Linked DNA regions of Homo sapiens: all the other regions are linked to region 1. The links are chromatin loops, found by intact Hi-C in ENCODE. Cell type or tissue: GM12878. All regions are shown on one strand.

Region 1 (4,000 bases):
AAAGGACGTCAGAACAATGGCATGTTTTAGCCTAAAGAGAAAAAAAAGTATGTTTCTAATCTGAGGGAAAAATGATGGTGTGTTAAAGAATATGAATTAGTGGATGCTAAAGAGGTCTGTTATTACTCACAAGGGCTAATATTCACACAGAATTGAATTTGACTAGGCTGGCAGAAAAACTTCCAAATATTCCTTTCTGTCCAATGCAGGGATCAGGCATTATCGCCCCAAGGCAGATTTGCCTTAATTGGGCATACATTTGCGAACATTAGCATAATGCCTTTCCATTTCTTCTATTATCTTAACAAATTGCTTTACATTGGCTCTCCTATTGCCTTATCTTTCTTGCCAATAGCACTTGATGGCCCAGTGAAAGGCACTTGGACTTCCCTAAAGATATGCAAACTTCATTAGCCTTGGTTCTTTAAAGGTGTTAGGCTACGCTTTCAAGTCAAAAGTCTGGGATAGTGTCAAGGGATAGGGTGGACTGTCAGAGTAAGAGACACCATGGGTTTGCTGCTTGGCTTCCTTAGTTAACACACTGTGTTTTGCCATGTGAAGGGAGAACTGACAAGGTATTTGGGAACTGAAAAATCGTAGTTACAACTGAGTTCACAAAACTCTGAGCTGGAGTTGGACATGACATTACGGCTTCTCCTGGTAGACGACCTGTGTTCCTCAAGGTCTCCCAAAGGCATGACTAACCACTCTCCTCGGTGTTATCCCGATTCTCCAGTGAGCCATGACCTCATATTATTGACACTAAGAGCAATGTTCTCAGGCCAGGATGGGATTCTGGAGCTTCACAGACCAGTAAAGTCACATTCCTTCCCTCACGGAGTTTAAAGTCCCGCAGGGAAGGACAGTTGGGTGAACGAAAGGCAAACACCAAATGGTAAATGCACACTTGGGAGCTTCCTCTTCTTTGAGATAAGAAGGAAGGCTGAAGAAACAGGAATGTTGAGAAGCTGGTGTGGGGAAGTACAGCAGGTAGAGGTGGGAGAGAGTGACGGAATCTCTACTCCATTTGAACAGGAGATGGGAGTTTGGGCTGTAAGTGAAGGAGGTGGGGGAAATTGCGCTGCAGGAAAGAGAGAGAGAGGTGAAATGAAATAATTGCAGTGGACGTTGGAAATTTAAATCAGATTTAAAAATACTCCTGCCCCCTGGCTTAGGAAAAAAATGAACATAGGTAAGCCTTATCGAAATAAACATCTTCCTTCCATTTCATTTGTTCCTGTTTATGTTTGGAGGATTTGTATTTGATCAGATAGTTAATAAACAGATGAAATATGAGTACAAAGAGAAAGAGTTGCCGTTCCTATAAAATCTAAGATGAAAGCTTTGGAAAGGCTCGATAAAACTGAGTTACCAAAAAAGCATCATTGAATAAAAGGTGAGAGAGACAACTATAAGAGAAAAAAAATCATAAAAATCAGCGGAGGGAATTTTGTTTCACAAGTGTCTTAAGGTTCTCACCATATAATAAGCAAACGCTGGGCACTGTATATGATGTACAATGGTTTGGTTTGTGCAACAGAGACTAGCAGCAACTTGGTGGATCTGCATTCAGGAAAGAGACCCTGGCCATGCATCACATGATTGGTGAATACATGCGTAGTTAGGTGTATGTTCCAGGTTAAAGTGTTTAGTGAGCTCTGCATGTATAATTTTAATGATTCTCTGTTTTACTGACTTTTTTGATTTTTCAACCAATTCCCTGTCAGGTATGGTTGGATAAGAGGTATAAAAGGAGAGTAAAAAGGCTTGGGGTTTTGTTTTTCCCTCCTTCACTTGAAGTGAGCAGGAGTGTGATTATTTCATCTGACCACTAGATGTCACTATTGCTTCATGGAAATATTTTCCAGCTGCTTTGGCTCTAGCAATTTACGCTGGACATTTTACTCTTAACTGAGTGCTTGTGTGAGGAAAGGCAGAATGGGTCCCATTGTTACCTCCTTCACCTGTGCTCTAATCTAGTAAAGTTTAAAAAGTATATAGACGTGGCATTTGAATAAGGGGCACCCAGGTACAAAGTTCCCAGCTAAGGATCATTATTTCTTGAAGAATGACTTCGAAAACGGCTTCCTTTTATTTTATTTTTATTTTTATTTTTTGAGACGGAGTCTTGCTCTGTCACCCAGGCTGGGGTGCAGTGGCATGATCTTGGCTCACTGCAACCTCCACCTCCCGGGTTCAAGCAATACTCCTGCCTCAGCCTCCCAAGTAGCTGGGATTACAGGCGAGCGCCACCACGCCCGGCTAATTTTTGGATTTTTAGTAGAGACAGGGTTTCACTATGTTGGCCAGGCTGGTCTCGAACTCCTGACCTCAAGTGATCTGCCCGCCTCGGCCTCCCAAAGTGCTGGGATCACAGGCGTGAGCCACCTCACCTGGCCCAGCTTCCTTTTAAAACAAGTAGAGTGATTTATTGTAAGTAAGGGAAAATAAATGTTCTGTCTGATTTAGGGCATACACACTACCTTGTGTCCAGTGCAGGTCACTCTGTCATAACAAGCCCCACCAGGTGGCTATCCCTGGCTGCACAAAGGGTAAAGCTGCCGCTGAAGCCCAGCACCCCTCCCCAATGTGAGCCCCTACTCTATATGCTGAGGAATTCCTCAGGTCAGTAAAGTCACCTTCTGAGGAATTCCTCAGCATATAGAGTAGGGGCTCACATTGAGGAGGGAGGAGGGCCAGCCCTACAGTGTCCTGAGCTGGCCATGGAGATCCCCTCTACAGACCCTGACATCTGTTTCAGGGACCTCAGAGTTGAAAGAGCTCTTGGAGGTCACCTGCTTCAGTCTCCCACTTACTGCAAGCAATCCTTTGGTAACATCCTTGGTACATGAGTGCTCACCTGCTGGAACACTCTCTGTACTAAGATCCCTACTTGGTTGGGCGTTTCATTTCCTTGTGCGGCAGCACTGTTAGAAATCATATTCTATATTAAGCCAGAAGTTGCCTCCCTTCAACTTCCTTTAATCATTTTTCATGATTTCCAGACTCCTCATCAATTCAGGAGATAGGAAGGAAGGATGATGAAGGATTGATTCGGGATAATTCAGTCCTTATTTATTGAGCAGCTTTAGGGCCAAGGCCCTGTGCTAAGCAATCCAGAGCATCTCCTGGAGACAGTTGGGATTGTCAGTGTTCTTACTGTGTCTTTCCTGGAATGAGACATAACATTCCAGGTGAGGTCCAATTCATGCAAGGTATAGGGACAATTACTGCACTCGATCTGGAAGCTTCCATTGAATAAGATTATATCAACTTTTTATACACTATAACAATATTGGTTCATTTGTGGTTGAGGTAGATTTAAATTCCCAAGTCTTTTTTTTTCTCAGAATCAGTGTCAAGCAAATTTTTTTTTTCCATTGTGTACTGCTTATTTTTATTTATTTTTTGGAGACAGGGTCTCACTTTGTCATCCAGGCTGGAGTGCAGTGGTGCCATCCTGGCTCACTGCAATCTCAGCCTCCCAGGGTCAAGCGAACCTCCAGCCTCAGCCCACCAAGTATCTGGGACCACAGGCATGTGCCACCACACCCAGCTCATTTAAAAACATTTTTATAGAGCCGCGGTTTCTCCATGTTGCCCAGGCTGGCCTGGAACTCCTGAGCTCAAGCAATCTGCCTGCCTCAGCCTCCCAAAGTGCTAAGATTACAGGTGTGAGCCACTATGCCTGGCCGTGTACTGCTTATTTTTAAATTTAAATTTAATTTTAATTAAATTAATTTTTTTTTTTCTGAGATGGAGTCTCACTCTTGTCGCCCAGGTTGGAGTGCAATGGTGCGATCTCGGCCCACTGCAAACTCCACCTCCCGGGTTCAAGTGATTCTCCTGCCTCAGCCTCCTGAGTAGCTGGGATTACAGGTGCCCTCCACCATGCCTGGCTATTTTTTGGTATTTTTAGTAGAGACGGGGCTTCACCATGTTGGCCAGGCTGGTCTTGAACTCCTGACCTCAGGTGATCCACCTGCCTCGGCCTCCCAAA
Region 2 (4,000 bases), 89 kb before region 1:
GGTACCACATGTAGACTGCGAGGGAAGGGAGTGACCTGTTAGAGAGGGCAGAACCCTGGGAGAGAGAAGAGCCAACAAGGAGAGCAGCGTGGAAGATGCTGTGGGAGGCTAGAGGCAGGGTCTCAGGGAGATGCAGGGTTAGCTTCCACAGAACAGCTGTCAACAACATGTGTACATATAGTTAAATAGAGAAGTAAGAAAAGGTTGTGAAAGAGCATTGGAATTTTCCCTTTTAAAAATGATGTTTCATTTAAGAGGAGTTTCTGTTTCATGCAATGGTGGGGACAGAAGCCACATTACACTTGGTTTCTCAGCAAGGATATTAGAGTCATTCTGGAGTTTTCTGGAGGTGAGACGGATGAGAACTAGGCTTGTTCTGTGCTCCTCGTACAGAGCTGCTTCTGTCCCTCTCCGTTTGTTAGAATTGATGAATTTTTCCTCCTCTGAACCTCACCATTCCCTATACTTATGTCTATTAGAGTGCTAATTATATTTGATATTTGTTTCTTTATACATCTGTCTTCTCTCTCCCTGCCCATTAGACATAGATTTTCTGGAGGAGGGGCCGTATCATTCATCTTCTTTTTCTCAGCATCTGTTACACAGCTTCATTACAGTAGGACTCATTGAATGTGTGTGAGATGAATGGATAGATGGGTGGGTGGATAAGTTAAGAGGTTGGATCAAAGTTTGTGTGTGTGTGTGCATGTGTGTGCACACATGAAGCAGGTGATTTGGCTATGAAAGCAAGAGAGGCAGGTGGGGTAGGCTTAGCGCTTATGAACAACAGTACATATTTATAATCATCACTTTGACAAACAGGAAAGGGACTGCTTGGGAAGGGGCACCAACAGGGTTCTATTGAGATCGGAGTTTCTTAGTTCATAAACATGGAGGAATTTTATGGAATTGTAACATTTTAGGATTTTGGAGCTAGAGGGAGCTGTAGGGTTAATCTAGTGCCACCTCCTGTTGAACACAGGGCACTAGTGTATGTGGGCTGCCTTCCTAGCTAGATTAAAAGCATTTTGAGAGTATAGCAATTATCCAGTAAACATTTATTAATTGACAGTGTTAATACAATCTTTACATGAGGAGGGAATAGAGAAAATTAGGTTTATCATTCTAGTTAGAAAGACTGAAAAATAGTTCAAAAACCTATGTATCAGGCAGCAGGAGAATAGCAAAGACAGGTAAATTCAGATGTGTTCTGAGGACCTCCTTAACAGCATTGTGAAATTTTATTTACCCAGTCTTAAATGTGCATCTAACCTTATCCCCTCCCCAAACTGCAGGAGGTTTTCTCCTACCTGCTTTTTGGCGTTTTTGCTGTGAATTTTTACTTTCAGTGGATTATATGCTATTGAACAATGATGAAACATCATTTTTCTTTTCTGGTACTGGCACGAACAAGTACTTGTTTGTAATGGACTCTGTATAGAAATATATTTTGACACTGTGTGTTGGAAAATAATTGTTGCTAATGAATGCATGTCCTATCCCACGCCTAGCCCATTACAGCTCTTTTTTGGTTCTGTCCAGTATTGCCTCCCCGACATCATTTGCAGAAAAGGATATGCCAGGACATGGTCATTAAGGAAGCATTAAAGCTTGCCATTTGGCCTGTGATCTTTCCCAAAAAGCTTTGGTCATGTATGAATGTTGCTGTCCCTGGGCACCTTGTTTTGTTTTTGGCATATCTGGGCCCTCGAGCTCTGGGTGGAGACGAAAAGGGTCGCCCACATTTTGCTGCTGTTACCCGAGATGGCCAGCAGAGGGCAGGCTGGCTCCTTTCCCTGATCCAGTACCTGGGACGACTCTTCCTGCCCTGTTTGTCTCTGATCCCCACCAATTTTGTTTCTTTCTTTCTTTCTTTCTTTTTATTATTATACTTTAAGTTCTAGGGTACATGTGCACAACATACAGGTTTGTCACATATGTATACATGTGCCATGTTGGTGTGCTGTACCCATTAACTCTTCATTTACATTAGGTATATCTCCTAATGCTATCCCTCCCCCGTCCCCCACCGCATGACAGGCCCCGGTGTGTGATGTTCCCCATCCTGTGTCCAAGTGTTCTCATTGTTCAGTTCCCACCTATGATTAAGAACATGTGGTGTTTGGTTTTCTGTCCTTGTGATAGTTTGCTGAGAATGATGGTTTCCAGCTTCATCCATGTCCCTACAAAGGACATGAACTCATCCTTTTTTATGGCTGCATAGTATTCCATGGTGTGTATGTGCCACATTTTCTTAATCCAGTCTGTTATTGATGGACATTTGGGTTGGTTCCAAGTCTTTGCTATTGTGAATAGTGCCGCAATAAACATACGTGTGCATGTGTCTTTATAGCAGCATGATTTATAATCCTATGGGTATATACCCAGTAATGGGATGGCTGGGTCAAATGGTATTTCTAGTTCTAGATCCTTGAGGAATCGCCACACTGACTTCCACAATGGTTGAACTAGTTTACAGTCCCACCAACAGTGTAAAAGTGTTCCTATTTCTCCCCATCCTCTCTAGCACCTGTTGTTTCCTGACTTTTTAATGATCGCCATTCTAACTGGTGTGAGATGGCATTTCCTTGTGGTTTTGACTTGCATTTCTATGATGGCTAGCGATGATGAGCATTTTTTCATGTGTCTGTTGGCTGCATAAATGTCTTCTTTTGAGAATTGTCTGTTCATATCCTTTGCCCACTTTTTGATGGGGTTGTTTGATTTTTTTCTTGTAAATTTGTTTAAGTTCTTTGTAGATTCTGGATATTAGCCCTTTGTCAGATGGGTAGATTGCAAAAATTTTCTCCCATTCTGTAGATAGCCTGTTCACTCTGATGGTAGTTTCTTTTGCTGTGCAGAAGCTCTTTAGTTTAATTAGATCCCATTTGTCAATTTTGGCTTTTGTTGCCATTGCTTTTGGTGTTTTAGACATGAAGTCCTTGCCCATGCCTATGTTCTGAATTGTATTGGCTAGGTTTTCTTCTATGGTTTTTATGGTTTTAGGTCTAACATTTAAGTCTTTAATCCATCTTGAATTAATTTTTGTATAAGGTGTAAGGAAGGGATCCAGTTTCAGCTTTCTACATATGGCTAGCCAGTTTTCCCAGCACCATTTATTAAATAGGGAATCCTTTCCCCATTTCTTGTTTTTGTCAGGTTTGTCAAAGATCAGATGGTTGTAGATGTGTGGTATCATTTCTGAGGGCTCTGTTCTATTCCATTGGTCTGTATCTCTGTTTTGGTACCAGTATCATGCTGTTTTGGTTACTGTAGCTGTATAGTATAGTTTGAAGTCAGGTAGTGTGATGCCTCCAGCTTTGTTCTTTTTGCTTAGGATTGTCTTGGCAATGTGGGCTCTTTTTTGGTTCCATATGAACTTCAAAGTAGTTTTTTTCCAATTCTGTGAAGAAAGTCATTGATGGGGATGGCATTGAATCTATAAATTACCTTGGGCAGTATGGTCATTTTCACAATATTGATTCTTCCTATCCATGAGCATGGAATGTTCTTCCATTTGTTTGTGTCCTCTTTTATTTCGTTGAGCAGTGGTTTATAGTTATCCTTGAAGAGGTCCTTCACATCCTTTGTAAGTTGGATTCCTAGGTATTTTATTTTCTTTGAAGCAATTGTGAATGGGAGTTCACTCATGATTTCGCTCTCTGTCTGTTATTGGTGTAGAGGAATGTTTGTGATTTTTGCACATTGATTTTGTATCCTGAGACTTTGCTGAAGTTGTTTATCAGCTTAAGGAGATTTTGGGCTGAGATGATGGGGTTTTCTAAATATAGAATAATGTCACCTGCAAACAGGGACAATTTGACTCCCTCTTTTCCTAATTGAATACTCTTTATTTCTTTTTCCTGCCTGATTGCCCTGGCCAGAACTTCCAACACTATGTTGAATAGGAGTGGTGAGAGAGGGCATCCCTGTCTTGTGCCAGTTTTCAAAGGGAATGCTTCCAGTTTTTGCCCATTCAGTATGATATTGGCTGATCCCC
Region 3 (4,000 bases), 230 kb after region 1:
GGCCTGGGCGGCCGCCACTTGGGGGCGCTGTGGGGCCCCCCCGGGGGCGGGGCCGCGAGGGACCCCCGAGGCTGCATTCACAGTGCGGTGCGCCCAGTGGAGCGCCCGCGAAGTGGGCGTGTAGGGCTGGCGGACCCGGAGAAGGGCACTCAGAGACCCCTGGGACATCACTCGCCACCTCCTCGGGCCAAGGGAGGCTTCGGGGGAGGGAAATGGGGAGAGCAGACAACGCTGGGCTTGACTGAGTGCTGATGATGGTGATGGTGATGGTGATGATGATGATGATGATGATGATGAGGTGATGACTCCTGTTCCTCCTCCGGCGCTCACTGAAGGCGCAAATTGCCCTTCGTCTCCCTTTCAGCCAGTAGGATTCCTCTCTCCGCCAACCCTATGCGCTCCGTTCTGCGATAGGCTGGCACTTTGCGCGCTCCCAAGCAGTTAAAACTCGAGGCTCGACTGTCCGATGGTGCCGATGGCAGGCGCTGGCCTTGGCTCGAGGCGCAGGGCGTCCAGCTGGTACTTGCCCGACACCCAGCATTTGGGGATTCCCGTCTGTCTCCCTGATAACCCGGCAGTGCCCGGAAGAGTGCCCTGGGCCCTGGACGATAGCTGTACCTGACCCTCCGGGGTAGGGCTCCTCTAACATCGTGGATATCTTCACGTTTGCTGATATTTTTTAAAAGTTGCTGAATTCGGCCGGGCGCGATGGCTCACGCCTGTAATCCCTGCACTTTGGGAGGCCAAGGCGGGCGGATCACCTGAGGTCAGGAGTTCGAGACCAGCTTGGCCAGCGTGGTGAAACCCCGTCTCTACTAAAAATGCAAAAATTAGCTGGGCATGGTGGCGGGGGCCTGTAGTCCTAGCTACCCGGGAGGCTGAGGCAGGAGAATCACTTGAACCGGGAGGCGGAGGTTGCATTAAGCCAAGATCGTGGCACTGCACTCCAGCCTGGGCGATAGAGCGAGACTCCGTCTCAAAAAATATATAAATAAATAAATAAAATAATTTTTTAAAAGTTGCCGAATTCACAGGTGCGTGGGGGCAAAACCAAGGCTCTGGCCTCGTCTGTGAGAAGCATGCTTGGCCGGCAGTGGGCTGCAGCATAACCTATCCACCTGGCCCAGCAGAAAGAACTGATTTTTGCCTCCTGCCTAATTCCTCGGATGCACAAAGAAAACGGAAGCAAAAGGGTTTTGTTTTGTTTTGTTTTTAATTAAAAAACTTAGCCTTCGGACTCATAAAAGGTTCATTTACTTGTGTTTGTTCTTTAGTACCCGAAGCTGTGACAAATGCCTCAAGGATCAAATGTCTGGGGCTGGGCGTGGTGTTTCAATCAGTCCTTTATAGAGTAGCAGATGCCTCAAGAGGGAAAAACAAACAGAAACAACAGAAGAGATGGTGGACATGTGCAGGCATCAAGTTAAATCAGTGTTAGGTTCTGAGAATATAGATTTCCAATGAGGAAATATTTGCAGCTATACAACCAACCAATAGAAAAAAAAAAAAGGAAAAAAGGAATTAGACAAGAAGTCTATGACTGATTTGAACTTGCAGTGTCTTAATTTTTAAAGTACTTTTATTTTAAGTGCTTACTTAATCCTCACAACTCTTAAGTAGGTACTACTATTATTCTTATTTTACTGACGAGGAAAGAGGGCTCAAAAAGTCCAGTAAGTTGACTGTGGATATCCAGCTGGTAAATGAGAGTAAGGGTTCAAATCCCAGACACTCTGATTTCAAAGCCCATTCTCTTAGTAACTTATACCTCATACTGATAAATAAATCATAATTAAGTCTATTTGCATCCAAAGCTTCACAGTGATTCTTCCTTTACAATAAAAATATTTACCTGTTTCCCAACATTGCATTATTTTTTATTTCTATGAATATTCATGTATATAATGTATGAACATTAGGCTACTTTTAAAACACTTTAATGTTATAATGCCAGTGTCACCCAGGTAAAGATAATAATTTCACAGCACAATAGGCATTTTCTTTAACTCGGAGCGAGTGGTTTTAACATTTTTTTCTAGTTCTGCGCAAACCTCTATGGCTCTTGGTGCAAGGACGCCCTCTACAGGTTTTCCTAATCAAATACTAATTGAGAAATATTCATAAAATTTATTTTTTGGTGCAAGAAAAAGAGGAACTAAATTCTCTCCTAACTCGGTTTCCTCTGAGTGAGGTTCTTCTGCAGCAGTTGAATTTGGTGTTGATAACAATGGTAATCTATCTTGCTATAAGGACGTTTTTTTTCTTCCAGAATGGTTGTTTTCTGTTTACTTCTCTCCAGCACAGGACACTTAGAAAAATTATATTTTATTAGAGATAGATAAAGAGAAATGCTATTTAAAAAATTTTTGATATAAACTCGTTTGGTTATTAAAGGGGACAAAGGAACACATGTTTTGTTATACAACAGTGATTTTTAAGGGTAGCAGCGTGGTTCTTTTTGTAGGGAGGTCTATCTCTAAGAGATGAATCAGGCTTGACTCTCCTTTCTGTTGTTAAGGAGCAGTTATGTAGCTATTTCATTAAGAATTGATTTAAGTTTTTAAATTTCTTTAAACAAACATGTGACAATATTTACTAGCATATGATAAAAATTTGGAAATAATGTGCTAGGCAAGTCAACTTCATTTCGTTTGAAAATTCTGCCATTTATTTTCCAGTTCATTATGCTTCCTTTCCTTGTGCGATTCCCTCTCATCAATTATGTGTGCAGGCAGCTTCATTTATTTGTTCATTAACTCATTTGCTTATTCAACAAAGATTTATTAAACAGCTATTATATGTAAGACACTGACCTGGAAATTATAGTACAAATAAAACATGATCATAGCCTTCAAAGAGCAATAGAGCTACTAAAATAAGTAAGACAAGTACCTAAACAACCATAATACAAGGCAGAATGTGGTGATTGTTGATAAGGCAGAATGACTGGAAATTCATAGAAGAAATCTTGTATCTAGAATTCTGCACATTTGTTTGTTCATTCATTCATTCAAAATATATTTACCCGGTGTCTGATGTTTGCCGTATATAAGCACAGGGGATAGAAAGGTAAGTAAAAAGACAGCCCTGCTGTCAAAGAACTCTCAGTCTAACAAGGGAGTGTGTTGAGAATAAACAATAGAGAGGAATGAACGCCATGGTGGGAAAATGCACAGGGTATTTTGGGACTCAAGGAAAATCCTTCGAGGCAGACTGGGTTCTGGGAAGACTTTCTAGAGTAGAGCATACTTGAGCAGTCTTGAAGGTCAAAGGGGAATTGAGCATGCAAGGGGGAAAGATAAGGAACATCCATGCATAGACAGTGGCAATAGTGAGAGCAAGAGACATGAGAAAGAATGGCACCATGCAGGATCTGCAGGTGCTGACCTGTAGTATGATGAGCCTGGAATGGGAGAGGGAGGGAGCAGCTGGGGATGAAGCCCAAAATGTAGGTAGGACCTGGTTATGGAAGATTGTGCTGAGAACAATTCCAAATAATTTGTTTAGAGACGCTGTCCTCAAAGAGGCGAGGCGTAACTCCCCACTCCTGAAGTGTGGGATGTGCAGAGTGACTTCCTTTTATAGCGTGCAGTGTGGAAAGTGGGGAAAGTAACAAACCTGACAAACACTACTTCAACTAGGTGATCAAGATCATCAACAGTGATGAGTCATGTGATAGTATGTGCCCTTGATATGATGTGATGAGAATGGTACTTTACCTATGTGATCTTGCTCCTGAAAACCCATAACCCCAGTCTAGTCACAAGAAAAATATCAGAAAAACCCAACTGAAGGACATTCTACAAAATTCCTGATCAGTATGCCTCAAAACTGTCAGTGATCAAACAAAAAAGGGAAGTCTGAGAAACTCGTAGCCAAGAGGAACCTAAAGACACATGACTACCAAATGTAATGTGCTATCCTGGACAGCATCCAGGAATAGAAAAAAGACATTAGGTAAAGCTAAGGAAATGTAAGTCAACTACTAATAACACTGTAT
Region 4 (4,000 bases), 220 kb after region 1:
GGGGTGTTTATCATAAAGAAAAGATGATTTAAAGGGGATGGGAGCTGGTTTAAAATGCCTGTGGTCTGATTTCAAGTAAGAAAGGGGTTAAAACATACTCCAGTGGCTCCAGAGGACAAGGAGAGAACCAAGACCAGGAATTACTGATGTGACCAGGAGAATAGGAGTAGAGCTCCAATTGGGATTTTGGGTTCAGCTGTGTCTCTGGTGGTCTGTGGCACCCACTGGCATGCATGAGATGCCAGGGACCCACTAATGGGGAGTTTGTTTATGCAGCTGCCTAGGAAATAAGGGGGAAGGAAGTTAGAGGTACACATTGGTACTGAAAGATTCTAAGGCCTGGCCCTAAGGACCAGGCCTGATTTCTACGGGGACATGGGCTGAAGGAACTTAACATTGGTGTACTTCACTGGGCTCAGGGTATTAAGCCATGCTGCCTGTCTGTTTTGTGTTGCTGTAACAGAATAGGCTGGGTAATTTTAAAAGAGTTTATTTAGCTCTTGATTCTGGTAGCTGGAAAGCCCAAGGGCATGGCACTAGCATCTGCTTGGCTTCTGGTGAAGGCCTTGTGTTGTGTCACAATATGGCGGAGAAGCAGAAAGCAAGCAGGTGTTTGCAGAGTAAGGGAAATGAAGGATTTTGTGGGGGCTTGGACTAGTGCACCAGGGTGTAGCTGAGAAGGCTTGACCCACTTTCTAAGAACCCACTTTCATGGAAACTAATCCAGTCTCACGAGAGAAAGCACTCACCCGCTACTGTGAGGGTGGTACCAATAGATTCATGAGGGATCTGCCCCCATGACCCAAACACCTCCCACTGGGCCCCACCTCCCAACACCGCCACACTGGCAATTAAACTTCAAGATGAGTTTTTGCAGGGACAAACCACACCTAAACCATTGGACTGCTTTAGATACCAAGTGACAAAGTTCAATGCCAAATGAGGAAAGGGGTAGACTCTTCTCCATTCTGCACAGGACACCAAGCTGTTCTGAGGCCATAAGTCCTGTAGAGAATACAGGCCAGCTTGACCCTTGAGTGTTTACAGCTTAAGAAGCATGGACAGATTGCACTCAAATCTGAGAAGCAGACTTCTCACCAGTGGCACCATGGGTCAGGATATCTCCATTCAGGATGGCATATGTGGAACTCTTCCAAGGACTCACAGAATTAGCTGGTCTTTGCAAGGGAAAAAGTATGAGTAAATGAAACAGAATGCCTGCATGAGCAGTAGAGGGGACAGGTTGGCACTTCAGAGTATAAATGCAAGGTAGGAATCTCCAAATGTAAGCCCACAGGCTGGTAGAGCCCAGGGATATTCAAGTTATACTGGGAAGACAGATTTGGACTCATTTATGAAAACAACTTTCTATGATTAACAGAATCATATATATATATGATCATATATATATATATTTTTTTTTATTTTTTTTGTTTTTGAGATGGAGTTTCATTCTTGTTACCCTGGCTGGAGTGCAGTGATGTGCCTCGGCCCCCCAGTTTCAAGTGATTATCCTGCCTCAGCCTCCTCAGTAGCTGGGATTACAGGTGCTCGCCACCACGCCTGGCTAATTTTTGTGTTTTTAGTAGAGATGGGGTTTCACCATGTTGTCCAGGCTGGTCTTGATCCACCTGCCTCAGCCTCCCAAAGTGTTGGGATTACAGGCGTGAGCCACTGCGCCCATCCCAAAAATATTTTTTAAACCCCAACTTAATGAGCTCCCTGCCACTGGGCATGTTCAACCAGAGGCTGAGAGACCACAATTAATTGATACTTTGGAGAAAGATTGAGCTCACTGAGTTGGATGAGCTCTGGAATCTCTTCCAACTCTGCTCTTCTGTGTCTTCTAAAGATACAGCCAGAGAAGGCAAAGAAGAAATTGGATGAACATGGAGAGATAACTCAAAACTTGACTTCTGCCGAAATTTGAGCAATTACTTAAAAGAAAAAGAATATGTAATCGGTGTGTAATGAATCATTCACATTTTTAATGAGGATAAGTTCTAACTTTTGAGGAGTTTTAATTGTATCAGTGGCAATGAATTTGGGAAACTTTATTTTCCAACCTACTGAATATAGTAATGAGCTATTGAAATGAGTGACATAAAGATCACAAATGGGCTTCTGTTACACAGAGAGCACCTGCAAGCTTAAAAAAACAATGTTGAGATGAAAAATTCCATAAAGAAGTAACTTTTACATTGCCATCTGCTGGTTACTGCTATAAGTGACAGCAATATAAATACAACCTCAATCCTAATTGAGTTCTAACTGTGAATAAAAATATTGATTGCTTCAATGTGCTTCAAACATGCAGGAATCAGAGTAATTCTACATGTCTATTGGGATCCATCTGGTTATTGTCTAAAGCAGGAGATGTCCTGTCCTGGCACAGTGGCTCATGCCTGTAATCCCACCACTTTGGGAGGCCAAGGTGGACTAATCACTGAGGTCAGGAGTTCAAGACCAGCCTGGCTAACATGCTGAAACCCTGTCTCTACTAAAAATACAAAAATTAGCCAGGCATGGTAGCTCCTGTAACCCCAGCTACTCAGGAGGCTGAGGTGAGAGAATCACTTGAACCCAGGAGGTGGAGGTTGCAGTGAGCTGAGATCATGCCATTGCACCCCAGCTTGTGTAACAGAGCAAGACTCCATCTAAAAAATTAAAAGTTAAACATTTTTAAAAAGTAGGAGGTTTCCTACCTGGACTTGGCTTCAGATGCGAATCCTCCCAGTGGCACATCCATTATTGATACTGAAATAGCCCTTGGAAACAAGGCATCCTAATAAGCACTAAAATATATGTTTATTTAGGCCTGCCTTCAGCTCCCACAAACAAGTTTCCTCAAGAGTTGTTCTAGATGTTTCATTTGGAAGAACTGACTTGCTCTGTCACCTGGTGGTATAGTGACATTTGTCATATTCATCTCCAAAGAATTAATGGCAAGCTGAAGGCCGACTATAGTAGGCCCAATTATCTCAAGTACATAAAAGCCATGAAGTTAAGCAGAGCAAAAGTTGTTCCACTTGTTAGTATCTTAGTGTGACAGTCTCAGAGTATGCTCTGAAGAACACCAGGAACCCTATGCAGATAATTCACTCCTCCCCCAGCCGAGTTAATGCTCCTTTCTCAGTACTTTCATAGCACCTTCTTCATACTGCAATTATAATACGTTTAATATTGTATTGTTATATGGGTTATATCTGTTTCCACATTAGACTGTGATCCCCTTGAGAGCAAGCATCATATCCAATTTACATTAGTCTTGTTCATTTTCAACCTAAGCTTTGGTGTTAGACAGGACCTGAATAAATATTTATTGAGTGGAGGTCAAAAGAAGGAAGGGTGATAGGGCAGATGAGAAGGGGAAGGAGGATTCAGTCTTCAAAATCAATGTTTCCATTCTCCACTTCATGTCTTAGCTTCAGAGTCAAATTTTTTTCAATTGTCTACCAGACTTTGCCATCTGAATGTTCAGTAGAAAATATGTATCCAGGAATTTCCAAATGGATCCCCATGTGTTTGCAGCCCAAACTGTTCTGCCCTTGCTCTAGTTATTGATTTCTTAGTTACAACATCATTATCCATGCAACAATCTCAAAGTCATCTCTATTCCCTCATTTCCATTAACACCCATGCTCAATAAGTCCTGTCGATTACACCTCCCCTCCCTCTCCACTGCCTTCCTTGGTTCAGGTGCTCCTCACCTTTCATGGTATCTCATATAATTTCCTAATTGGCTCCTTGTCCTTAGTCAAGCATCCCATCATCTACCTCCATCCGTCACCAAAGTTACCACTCATAGACAGAACTGTTGAATATTCCTGGACTCTACCAGTCAATAGGCTTACATTTAGAGTCCTACCTTACATTTATATTCTGAAATGCTAACTTGTCCCTTCTATTGCTCCTGTAGTAACTCTGTTTCATTTACTCCTACTTTTTCCCGTGCAAAGACCAGCTAATTCTGTGAATTCAGATACAACATTATTATCTA
Region 5 (4,000 bases), 340 kb after region 1:
ATTCAGTATGCTGTTGGCTGTGGGTTTGCCATATATGGCCTTTATTGTGTCCTTCAGTACCTAGTTTGTTGAGAGTTATCATGAAGAGATGTTACATTGTATTAAATGCTTTTTCTGCAGTGAACTCTGTAGCCTTTAGAAGATTTTTTTATCTTGAGTTATTTTATGTTTCATATTCGGTTTTGTCTTAATTTAGTAGAATTTCTGTGGCATATTTTTATAAGATTATGGATTAATTTAATTTCATTCTTAAAGAATTATGTAAAATGTTAATACTCTTTTTTTATAGTTAGGTTTATGTATGTGTGTTTTTGTTACCTTTTCTTTTTGGAATCTCATTTTTCATGTTTTTCAAATGCTATAAAACCTGCCGTGGTTTGTCACCACCATAGACGCAGTTTGTACTGTCAAAAGCAAAACAGAGAGAGCTTTAAACAGGATTTTTTTCCCCCAAAAATGTAATTTTAAGGTCTATATAAAAGTCTTAAAGTACTATTTTTAATAATGCTTATTTTTTCAACATAAAATTAAATAATATTGGCTAGGCACAGTGGCTCATACCTATAATCTCAGCACTTTGGGAGGCCAGGGCAGGAGGATCATGTGAGCCCAGGTGGTGGAGACCAGACTGGGGAACATAGTGAGATCTTGTCTCTACAAAAAAAAAATTTTAAATAGCTAGGTGTGGTGGCACATGGCTCTGTAGACCCTCTGTAGTCCCAGCTCCTCGGGAGGCTGAGATGGGAGGATTACCTTGATTGTACCACTACACTCCAGCCTGGATGACAGAGTGAGAGCCTGTCTCAAAAATAAGTAAATAAATTAAATAACACTCATTATTTAATTCATATGGAAAATGAAAGGAAAAAAAGCTTCAAATTCACTACCTAAGGATAACAACTGGTAAAATTTTGGTCCATTTTCCTCTAATTAGTATTATAAATATTTTTTTCTAAAGCTAATATTACTTTATTATAAATATTTTATACTATAAATATTCATGTGTCTTTCCCTTGAAATTATTGTGTGTATTTCAAAAACCGTTGAATGATTTTTGAAAATGTTTTCTATCACTGAATAATATTTCATGGTATGATTTTATTTTATTGGTTTGTGGTTTTTCAATATTATGAAATCACTCTAATCTTTGCATATAGTATTTAATTTTCTAATATTTCTTAGGAAATAATCCTAAAAAGGAAATTACTTGTTCAAAGAGCATGAACTTTTAAAAATGCTTTTGATATATGTTGCTATATTAATTCCCAATTTAAAATGACTGCTTTAGCACAATCTAGCCAAAATTCTCTATGTTATTTTATCCATATTCTGGCATAAATATGGAGGAAACTCACTACAAAGTTGATATCAAACAAGGATTATAATATCTATATGGAGGGCCTTCTGCTTATGAGAAAGAGATCTATTACATATTTTCATGTATTTGCACTATAGTTTCACCAGCAACACATTTAAGTTTTTAGATTGAGGAATAAATAAACCAAAGAATGTGTAGAGCCCCTACAAGTGTAAGCTAATTTTTTCACAACTTCTAGTACATTTTAAGCACAGTGAGTATAGTAAATGTTTGATGGAGTAAAATGAGTGAATAAGCCTCAGTAACATATTTTTGTTTTCTTGAATTTAATTATTTATGTTTAATTCTTTATCCAGTTTTCTCCTTCAAAGGAAATTTAAATAAACTTAATAACTAATTTAAATAATTTAAACACTATTTTTCTAACTACTCCAGTGCTCTTCTTGAGCTTTTTAAAAAACTCGTTGTTTTTGATATTGAAAGCTTATTTTAATTTGTGAAAAGTTAAGAGGTCCCTCTGGTGGAACATTGAAGAAATACATAGTTTATATTTCCGTGAAAATACATGATTGGTTTTTAAGTTAGATGGTAGTGACTTTGTATAACTTTTTATGGAATAATGTAATGAATGGGTTTACGTTCCTAGGTTGCTTTCAAAACCTTCTTAACCTTTAACACAATGAATATGTTTAAGATTTGTGAAGAAAATAATAGGAAAGTAGACAGCTGCAAATGTGTCAAATTATGGGGCTGGATAGACTTTTATGGCCTAGAATGCTAATTACTGTTAATAAAAGTCTGTGTGGAAAAATGAGTGTTCTGAGAAGTGGAGTGAGGGGGAAATTTTATGATAATAATTAAGGTTTATAAAGTACAGTGTGGTACTTTCTATATGTTAATTCTAATTTCAGAATGATCCAACAAGATAGGTGGTATTAGACCCATTTCATAAAGAAACTAAACCATAGAGGGGCTAATAACTAGAGTATCCAGCTACTATGTGATGGAACTGGGAATAGAACCAAAGTACTTGCTCTTTTCTATATATTGTTCTGCCTCTTAAGTGGATGGAGTGGATTCATAATCCTTAGCTCCAGCTATTGAGTGGGCAAGGGACTGGTGCTATTAAGGGTTAGGATCTGAAAAAGTGGTCAAAGTAGATACATCTGGATAGGTGGCATATTTTTCACTTGTCCCATTTAAGGTTGTACATATAGCTAATCTGTAATGGAGCCAGCATCTGGTTCTGGGTCTACTTGATTCTAAAGACTATGTTTTTTTCTGTTATTCTAGCAGGTGAAAGATCATACAATTCTTACTGAATCAGGAGTTACATCCTGTTCAGCATTGTGGATTTCTGTGTGTTATATTTTAATTAATTTTAAAAGGTGCCATCTGATGCATAGTGTAGATCATCTCACAGTTCACTAGAATATTCACCAGCTGGAAGGCTGCATGGCTATTACTGTGTAAATTATCAGTTTCATAAACTATCCATATTAGGTTTTTAGTCCTTGCTTGATTTCTCCCTATACCAGTGCCTTTTTCCCTTCTTACTAACTAAAGTTTTGTTGCCTTATTTAATGAAACAGTATTATTTTTGTACTTGGAAACTGTAATCCAAGTTCAGAGCATCTGATGTGGGTTTTAAAGTACACATTTTTGACCCACGATTTTGAAAATAAAGAACATTTGGGAGAGTTCATGGGGGTATGCGTGAGTACACACATAATGTGTTAGATTTAAGATTTGGGAAAATATACTTCAAATTTAGAAAGATTTACATGAAGCAGTCAGTGGTATACTGACTGAGCTCTTGCCTATAAGTAAATAGTAATAAACAATAGTAATAAAAGTTGTGCCTTAAAAATTAAAAACTTAGTTTCTTCCTGATTTTTGTCATCAGTTATTGGAAAATGTTTGTTTTATGATGCTGGAATGCCTTACCTTAGAGGTTAGCAAGCCATGGCTTATGGGCCAGATCCAGCCTGCCTGTTTTTGTATGGCTTGTGAGCTGTGGTTTTACAACAGTTTTAAAGCTTGCTTTTAAAAAAGAAAGAAAGAAATTTATATGGCTGCACAGCTTAAAGTGTTTACTCTCTGGCCCTTTACGGACAAAAGAAAAAGCTGACCAACCCCTGCCGTGCCCACAGCTTTCCAGGTGGCTACAAAAAGTGAATAATAAAACAGTTTAAACTGTTAAAATCAGGTATATGCTATGTATGCTACAGTATTAGCATCAACTATTTGGCACAAGCAAATAATTCAATTTTTGCTTTTATAAAAATTCCATTTTCTAATACTCTAGAATGCCGTATATATATTTGTGGAAATAGTGGCATATTTTAGACCTCAACACCCCATTAAGTCCTTAATGAGGTTTTAAATAATCAATTGTTTATTGAGAATGTGTACCCATAAAATGAACATTCCATGGTTTTCTTGTATTCCAGATAATGAGTGGATGTCAAGTGATATTAATAAAGGAAAGGAAAACAGAAAAAGGGAAAATAACAACAGATCCTCTTTTCTTACCCTTACTATTTTATAACTAAGAGATTTAAGGCCTTCATTCCTCCTCGTACTTAGCTTTTTAGATCTGTAGGTGTCTTTGTTAATTTGAACCATTGTGTACATTTTTTAAGGATATTTGATGAGAACAGTAATATTTATAATGTCAGC
Region 6 (4,000 bases), 390 kb after region 1:
GGCCTTCGAAGACCAGAATCCACTGTACTGGCCCCTTGCCAGTAATTTTGAACATCAAGTTTATATTTGGACCATTTAAACATATATTCTTTTAATTCCGGTCCCAGCTGATATATCAGTCTAATTTCTGATGACTTTTATTAGGGCCCTATATGAATATCTGGAAATTTTTATATTAAGATAAGTAGCTCTTTGCTACTTATCTAGAATTTTGTCACAGTGCTTAAACTGCTTGTATGGCAAGGTTGCAGCATACAATGTAATTTAGATTTTGAATCAACACACTGCTTTTTGTTTTTAAAAGTGCTTGTTCTAATATTTTAACTAAGATGTTAATCCATTAAGTCAGAAATCCTTGCTATTTTGCTCAACTCAAAAGAATATCCAAAGACTATCCCAACAGTAAGGTTCATCAGTTTTTCTAATACATATGCCATTTAATAATTAAAAATAGATTTTAAGGCCACGTGTGGTGGCTCATGCCTGTAATGCAACACTTTGGGAGGCCAGTGTGGGAGGATTGCTTGAACCCAGGAGTTCGAGACCGGCCTGGTCAACATAGGGATACCCTGTCTCTACAAAAATTAAAAAAAAATTAGCTGGGCATAGTGGCTCACTCCTGTGGTCTCAGCTACTTGGGAAGCCAAAGTGGGAGGATTGCTTGGGCCAGGGAGATCGAGGCTGTGGTAAGCCGTGATCACACCACTGCATTTTTGGTTCTGTCATAATCTGGTCACAATCCCTCTAATTTATCTGCACCTGTATAATTAATTTATCATAGTTATGGATTTGGTTGATGAATTTGATTCCCATGTTTAGCTTCTCGGTAAAATTATTAAGTTGGACAGTTTCCATGTCTCTTCTAACTCCAAGATCCTATAATGTTGTTTTTGTTTATGTAACTCTTCAGAGCCACCTACTACATGTGGTTCAAACTTCTGATTGTCAGCCTGTGACTTGCTATACATGTCAAACTGGCCTACCTTAGCCAGATGTGATGGGTGTGGTCCAGTGTTGGAGAGTCCGGATCTGTCTCAGGATTGTGTTAATACCTGGAACATGCACAAAGATACATACATACCTGGACAGATTCCGTGTTAAGCTTCTATCACTTTTTCTTCCTCATCTAATAGCAGAAAGTGCTGATTATGTCATAGGGTAAATGCCTAACTGGTTTTTGGGGATAGTTAAGCCCAGGCCTTAAGACAGTTTGATATTCAGTTTTGTTATTTAGGTCTGGGTTAGGGATACCGCCAGAGAGCATCCAAACATTTCTGTGGTTGGGAAGGCTAGTTATCTGTGAGCATTCCAGATGAAATAGCCTATAATGGGTTATCACCTTTTGATCTTACCTCAGAGAAGATTGAATTGGATCTACCTATCTGATTTAGCAGAATTAAACTGGATTTGGATGGAAGGGTAATCAGCTATTTAATTTGCCAGTTGTTAGTTAGCATTTCTTCTTGCTGTATCTCAAGGATTTACTTTGAATATTCTGTATTTTCTCTTTCCTGCCCATGATGGGTTTTCCTTTTAAAATGCTCAGCACAGGCTGGGTGTGGTGGCTCACGCCTGTAATCCCAGCACTTTAGGAGGCCGAGGCAGGCAGATCACCTGAGGTCAGGAGTTTGAGACCAGCCTGGCCAACACGGTGAAACCCTGTCTCTATGAAAAATACAAAAATTAGCCGGGCATGGTGGTGGGCACCTGTAATCCCAACTACTCAGGAGGCTGAGGCAGGAGAATAACTTGAACCAGGGAAGCGGATGTTGCAGTGAGCCAAGATCATGCCACTGCACTCCAGCCTGGGCGACAAGAGCAAAACTCTGTCTCAAAAAAAAAAAAAAATTGCTCAGCACAGTCCCTCATCCATGTTCATATATTTGTCTGTATAGTATGCTGAAGTCATGTTTATGGCTTTAAGGGAAGTACAAAAAAGGAAAGTATAGAAAAGATCAAACAAACGCATCGAACAATTGACTTTATGAAAGATTTTGGTTATTGCCTCATTTAAGCTTCTATTGCAGTAACAGAAATGAACTAGTTTTAGCAAAAAGGAAGAAAGGAATTTGTTGGAAAACCATTGGAAGTCAAATGCAGGCAGACCTCATTTAGGGCCTGAGATAAGGGACTGGAAAAATCTAGAACATTCCCTGTCTCTAGTTTGCTTCACTGTTTTTTCTTTGCTGGTGTTTTTTTTTTTTTTTTTCTCTTCATGGTTAGATGTGGCTGCTCAGCAGCTCCTGAGTATTTATGTGTCCCTTCATAAGGAGGGACTATATTATTGAGCCTTGATCCTAAATTCCTGGGAGGTAGAACCTGATAGACACAGTTTAGGTCACATGGTTGACCTAGATTTTCCCTAAAGTCTCTTCTAATTCTAGAGTATCTGATGTACGTAGTACAGCCATGTAGATGGTTTGATTTTGCATTTTTCCATTTTATGTTATGAGGTTATAGTCCTTAAAATGAATTGTGAACATTTTCTCTGATAACAACTAATTCACTCTGCAAATAATCATCTGCATATTTTCAGGAATTCACTGAATAAAATGCTGACCTCCAGTGGCTCTTTAGGATAAGTTCATTAAAACTATAAGTGGTAGAGATATTTGAAACAGTAATAGCTTAGGGACTGAGAATTTATCAGTTGTTTTCCTATTTCTCACACATATCTAACATTTTCTGTCTCTACCTTTCCTTTAGGCTGTTCCTACTGCCTGGACCTCTTCTCTATCACAACAGGTTGAAGTCTTTAAGGCCTCTGTCAGATGGTAGTTTGTGACATTTTCTTCATACCACAGAATTTGTAATTTCCTTGTGCTTCTAAGGTGTTTTGGACCATGGTTGGAGTACAAGTTTTACTATATTGTCTTGTGTTGTAGTTAAGTCCATATATATTCAACTTCACTAAACTATAAATTCCATATGTCAGTGAATCACCTAGAATTTTTTTTTTTTTTTGAGATAGGATCTCACTCTGTCACCCAGACTGGAGTGCAGTGGCACACTCATGGCTCACTGCAGCCTCGAACTCCCTAGAATCAGGTGATTCTCCCACTCCAGCCTTCTGAGTAGCTGGGCCTACAGGCACCTGCCACCATGCCCAGCTAATTGTAGTATTTTTTTGTAGAGATGGGGTTTCACCATGTTGGCCAGGCTGGTCTTAAACTCCTGACCTCAAGTGATCTGCCAGCCTTGGCTTCCCAAAGTGCTAGGATTACAGGCATGAGCCACTGCACTCAGCTAGAAGAATTCTGATAGGCTCTGAGCATCCATTGTTCCAGGTATAACAATTCTGACTTTTTCAGATACTCTGATGCTTTTATGGTATCCTGCTTGCTGCTGTCTTCTTTTGAAATTGGAGTTCAATCACTCTGCTTTTCTTTCTTAATACTTGTCTGTTTCCTAGATTTTACATGCTTTTCCATGAACACTAATTTCCTGTATGAAGAGGGAATATACAAATGATAGGATGCTTTCCTGTAACTGAGATGGCAGGGGGAAGGAGAGGACAGCAACTCATACAGAAGGAAATCAGCTTTTGTTGAGCACCCAGAATTTACCAGATCAGATAGAGAGGACAGGTGTAGAAGAAAATGAGCATGTATAAAGTGGAATAGTGGGACAATAAAGTACAAATATGGAAAATTAAGTGGAAGGCTTTTAATGCTGTTAGGGAACTTGGATTGGGTTAGTAAGTTATGAGACTGACATTTTTGATCCTTGAAATGTCATAATCAGAGGTGAATTATAGGTTATATAATCCAATAGTTTAGATAATTAATTAAATTGGGAAATAAGTCATAGGACCAATAAAGAAGTGTTTTGAGAGTTTCTCTTAAGGAATGAAGACCTAACGAGAATAGCGGCACCGCAGTAGAAGTGTTGCTAAAGTACATTGGACAGAAATAAGCAATTGGATATTGGGAAAGAAAGGGATGAATAAAAGGTGACATGAGATGTTAAGCCTGGGTGATGGAGAGAATGTGATCTCAGC
Region 7 (4,000 bases), 85 kb after region 1:
TTCCTCTGGGCATCATCTAATTTTTTTGTTCTTGTTTTCCTTGTGCTGGAATCTACAACACCCTCTCCTAGCCCCTCAACCAGCCTTTCTTCTGCAGAGCAACTTAGTTCTAATTAGCAACTACAAACCTATTCACCTACATCCAAGAGTTCAGTAGTGTCTTTTAAGTATGTAACAGGCAATTCTTTTACATTTTATTGAGATGACTACTTTAAAAAAATTGGTTGCTACCCAGAACTGTTTAGAACATTGCTTGCTTTAGGTAAGTGAGTGAAGCAAGATGTGATAACATAGGGCTGGGGGACTAGAGTTGGGTAATATGGTAGCACATGATTTTGTTACTTGAGATTGCCTGTAATTGTAGACATCAGTGAGCAGGGTGATATGAACCTCACAGGGGCTCTTGAAGTTCTGCTTCTTCCCTATTCCTTAATGCAATACAATATTTAGGTTCATCTTTTCAATTTTCCTGGAGAAATTAAATACTGTGCCATAATAAAAAAATAAGTAATTTGAAAGTAAAGGAAGGGCATGAATGGAGAGAAGGCAGGAAAACATTCTAGGTTGGAAAAAATGGCAGAAGTAATGTTGGGACATTGGAGTGATGGTGGAGGTGGGAATAGAGTCTAGGATCTCTTCATCCCATACTATGCATCTATCTTCACAAAATTAGTATGGCCAAATATTAAATCAGCTCATTTCTGGTTGGGAAAAGTAGGGTGAATGTGCCTTTCTAGCTGTCCTTGAGATGTAAATCTCCTGTAACATAGCTTCCCTAGTGGTCACCTCAAAGGCTTTGTTCTCTCCAGGATAGATGCTACAGAGTGGGACAGTACTTGGTGTGTGTGTATCTCAATTTTTTTTTAACATGACAAATTGAACTAGGGGCAAGAGAAGGATAGACAGAGGAGCCTATGATGGGGTGGTGGATACTAAATATTTTCCAGGTGTAAGGAGCAGAGGAGGAAAAGGGAGACTGGGTAACCCTTTTTCAGACCATCATTTAGTCCATTTTATGTTGCAAATATTAGCAAACCTACTCCAGCTTTCTTAAACAGTAGGGTTTTCATTACAACATAGTTAAGAGAGTAGGCTTAGGAGTAAGATTGCTTGATCCTGAGTAAGTTACTTAATCTTGGTGTCTCAGTTTCTTCATTCCAGTTAAGTAAATATATTTAAATTAAATTATATTAGTTAGTAAATGTAAAGCACACAGAAAAGTGTTTGGCTTCTGGTGAGCTTTCAATAAGTGTTAACTATTATTTGTTATTATTATTTTAACAAAACCAACCTCCAAAACCTATGAAGTCAGTTTACAGAAAGCCACCAGGAAAAGGGAAATAAGAAGATTCTTTACTTTGCTGTCATTTGATACACTTAGCATTTTAAATGACTATATGTACAATATTAACCATGCCTTTCCACAAAACTATGTGTGTGCATATGAATTACAGGGCTTTCATTTGAAACTGAACTATCTGTGTTTGTAGTCACTTTAATCATACAACAAACCTACAAAATATTTAAGCATAAATTATCATGATGACTAAATATGGAAAAGCTTCTGTTACCAAAACCTGCACCCAAATTGACTGCACAGGATGGGTAATTGGATGGTGGTGTAAAGAATGCTCATGAGGACTAGGCTGCTGCTAATTAGATCTTCTATGCTATTTAAATGTTCTCCAAGCTTCAGGGAGTGCCCTGAAGGCAGTTGGACATTAGCCTTGTGGTTTTTGAGGGTAACCTACAGTTTGTCAGCACAGGGGTGGAGGTGAGCACCATGGGACTTTTCCCAGGCTGCTGGTTAACATACTGTGGTTTCAATCCTTTAAGCCAATAAATGGAGGAGAGAGAAAGAAGGCAGACTGAAATTAGAGGAAAAGAGACAAAGAAAGGAAAAGTGGAAGTAAGAATAATATTCATGAAATGTCTTCTTTGGGCCAGATATTTTTTTAGGAACTTTCACATATTGTGCTTACATCAACTCTGTGGGAAATGTATGATTATACTATCCTCATTTGTAACAGACATTGTTGGGTGCCTATATAACATATAACAGCTATTTTTCTTCATTTTTTTCTTGCTGATGGCGCTTTTTTTTTTTTAGTGTTTACTTCCCATACAAAACTTATGTCTCCATGTCTCCATCCTTCAGCAATAGGGGTAATTCTGAAAGGTCATTGTTTTGCAATTGCCCTTGAAAGGAAATTCTTGGACATAACAACAGATAAGATTCTAGCCAATGAAAGGTGATGAGAAGGTTGCTGAGAAGTTTCTGAGAAAGGTTTCTTTATTCTTTAACAAATACCCTGGAAAGAGACAGGCCTTCTGCTGCTGTTCATGGTTGTACCTGCACAGGATGCCTGAAAAGGAGTAACCGTGGGGTCAGAAGAGGAGCCAGCGTGAGGACAAAGCAGATACACTGAAGTACCACCTGTCACTGAATTTTTGTGCAAGAGTATAAACATTCTCATTGTTTAATCTTTCTGTGGGAGACGCTTTACTATGTGTAGCAAAGTCATTCTAACTGACATACCATTTTCCATTGTATGAGAAAACTGATGTACAGAAAGGTTAAGAAACTTGCCTGCATTTGCATGCATAATGAGGAGTGGAGAGAACAGGTTGTGCCTTCTAATATACAGGCAAGATATGTCTCTTTTAAACAGCACATACAGACACACTCCAAAATGACAATTTCCATCATTTTTTAAAAATTAAATGAGACAAAGACTCTAAAACTATTTAAATAACATGTACATTACTGTCTTGGGATTTATTTTTGTTTCAGCTCTATTGAGATATAGTTGACAAATAAAATGGTATGAATTTAAGGTGTACAATGTGATGATTTGATGTATGTATATATTGTGAAAAGACCAAAATAAAGTCAGTTAACATATCTATTACTTCACCTTGTTATCATTTTTTTTGCGGTGAGAACATTTAATATCTGCTCTCTTAGGAAATATCAAATATACAACACAGTATTGTTAATTATAGTCTGTGTTCCCTTTGACCAATGTCTCCCCATTTCCCTGACTTCCTAGCCCCTGCTAATCAACATTATATTTTGTTTCTATAAGTTTGACTTTTTCTGGTTCCACATATATGTGAGATTATACAGCATTTGTCTTTCTCTATTTGACTTTTTAAAAAATTTTTTTATTTGTTGGGTTTTTAAAATTATACTTTAAGTTCTAGGGTACATGTGCACAACGTGCAGGTTTGTTACATGGGTATACATGTGCCATGTTGGCTTGCTGCACCCATCAATTCGTCATTTACATTAGGTATTTCTCCTAATGCTATCCCTCCCCCATTCCCCCTCCCCTGGACAGGCCCTGGTGTGTGACATTTCCAGCCCTGTGTCCATGTGTTTTCATTGTTCAACTCCCACCTGTGAGTGAGAACATGTGGTGTTTGGTTTTCTGTCCTTGTGATAGTTTGCTGAGAATGATGGTTTCCAGCTTCATCCATGTCCCTGCAAAGGACATGAACTCATCCTTTTTTATGGCTGCATAGTGTTCCATGGTGTATATCTGCCACATTTTCTTAATCCAGTCTATCATTGATGGACATTTGGGTTAGTTCCAAGTCTTTGCTGTTGTGAATAGTGCCGCAATAAACACACATGTGCATGTGTCTTTATAGTAGCATGATTTATAATCCTTTGGGTATATACTCAGTAATGGGATTGCTGGGTCAAATGGTATTTCTGGTTCTAGATACTTGAGGAATTGCCACACTGTCTTCCACAATGGTTGAACTAATTTACACTCCCACCAACCATGTAAAGCATTCCTATTTCTCCACATCCTCTCCACCATCTTTTGTTTCCTGATGTTTTAATGATCGCCATTCTAACTGGTGTGAGATGGTATTTCATTGTGGTTTTGATTTGCATTTCTCTGAAGACCAGTGATGATGAGCATTTTTTCATGTGTCTGTTGACTGCATAAATGTCTTCTTTCGAGAAGTGTCTGTTCATATCCTT

What was found. A loop is a pair of places that touch in the nucleus more often than their neighbours do. Peaks named below come from ENCODE experiments on the same cell type or tissue, not always from the same donor. Only the 100,000 strongest peaks of a DNase experiment are listed, where the experiment ranks them.
Region 2: it touches region 1 in a loop (6-fold over the local background); 11 of 110 quality-filtered maps call a loop at or near these places.
Region 3: a loop joins it to region 1, with 7 times the contacts of the local background. A loop is called at or near these places in 71 of 110 quality-filtered maps.
Region 4: it touches region 1 in a loop (4-fold over the local background); 40 of 110 quality-filtered maps call a loop at or near these places.
Region 5: a loop joins it to region 1, with 7 times the contacts of the local background. A loop is called at or near these places in 74 of 110 quality-filtered maps.
Region 6: it touches region 1 in a loop (4-fold over the local background); 10 of 110 quality-filtered maps call a loop at or near these places.
Region 7: a loop joins it to region 1, with 2.6 times the contacts of the local background. A loop is called at or near these places in 2 of 110 quality-filtered maps.

The regions. Positions count from the first base shown.
Region 1 is chr12:64,889,236-64,893,235 of GRCh38, forward strand. All of the region lies in intron 1 of LINC02389 (long intergenic non-protein coding RNA 2389), which reads left to right. Among named protein-coding and RNA genes, the nearest start is that of LINC02389, 7.5 kb to the left of the region's middle. RefSeq lists enhancers at 1-260, 261-902. In GM12878, a CTCF peak has its summit at 1,836 (motif pointing right); a DNase peak (open chromatin) is centred at 1,865; H3K27ac peaks cover 999 bases.
Region 2 is chr12:64,800,626-64,804,625 of GRCh38, forward strand. It overlaps a transcript of TBC1D30 not described here. Among named protein-coding and RNA genes, the nearest start is that of TBC1D30, 22 kb to the right of the region's middle. In GM12878, CTCF peaks have their summits at 952 (motif pointing left) and 1,769 (motif pointing right); DNase peaks (open chromatin) are centred at 215 and 1,767; H3K27ac peaks cover 1,394 bases.
Region 3 is chr12:65,121,573-65,125,572 of GRCh38, forward strand. No RefSeq gene overlaps it. Among named protein-coding and RNA genes, the nearest start is that of WIF1, 2.3 kb to the left of the region's middle. RefSeq lists a silencer at 1-53. In GM12878, CTCF peaks have their summits at 11 (motif pointing right) and 2,074 (motif pointing left); a DNase peak (open chromatin) is centred at 2,029; H3K4me3 peaks cover 131 bases; H3K27me3 peaks cover 284 bases.
Region 4 is chr12:65,104,960-65,108,959 of GRCh38, forward strand. The region is part of intron 2 of WIF1 (Wnt inhibitory factor 1); the gene reads right to left. Among named protein-coding and RNA genes, the nearest start is that of WIF1, 14 kb to the right of the region's middle. In GM12878, a CTCF peak has its summit at 2,223 (motif pointing left); no DNase peak of the experiment used is centred here.
Region 5 is chr12:65,230,864-65,234,863 of GRCh38, forward strand. The region is part of intron 4 of LEMD3 (LEM domain containing 3); the gene reads left to right. Among named protein-coding and RNA genes, the nearest start is that of MSRB3, 46 kb to the right of the region's middle. In GM12878, no CTCF peak of the experiment used is centred here; a DNase peak (open chromatin) is centred at 1,857.
Region 6 is chr12:65,280,485-65,284,484 of GRCh38, forward strand. The region is part of intron 1 of MSRB3 (methionine sulfoxide reductase B3); the gene reads left to right. Among named protein-coding and RNA genes, the nearest start is that of MSRB3, 3.8 kb to the left of the region's middle. In GM12878, no CTCF peak of the experiment used is centred here; no DNase peak of the experiment used is centred here.
Region 7 is chr12:64,974,611-64,978,610 of GRCh38, forward strand. LINC02389 (long intergenic non-protein coding RNA 2389) reads left to right here. Exons shown (of 3, transcript NR_033988.1): 3 at 1-2,912. The region is part of intron 2 of LINC02231 (long intergenic non-protein coding RNA 2231); the gene reads right to left. Among named protein-coding and RNA genes, the nearest start is that of LINC02231, 16 kb to the right of the region's middle. In GM12878, no CTCF peak of the experiment used is centred here; a DNase peak (open chromatin) is centred at 1,781.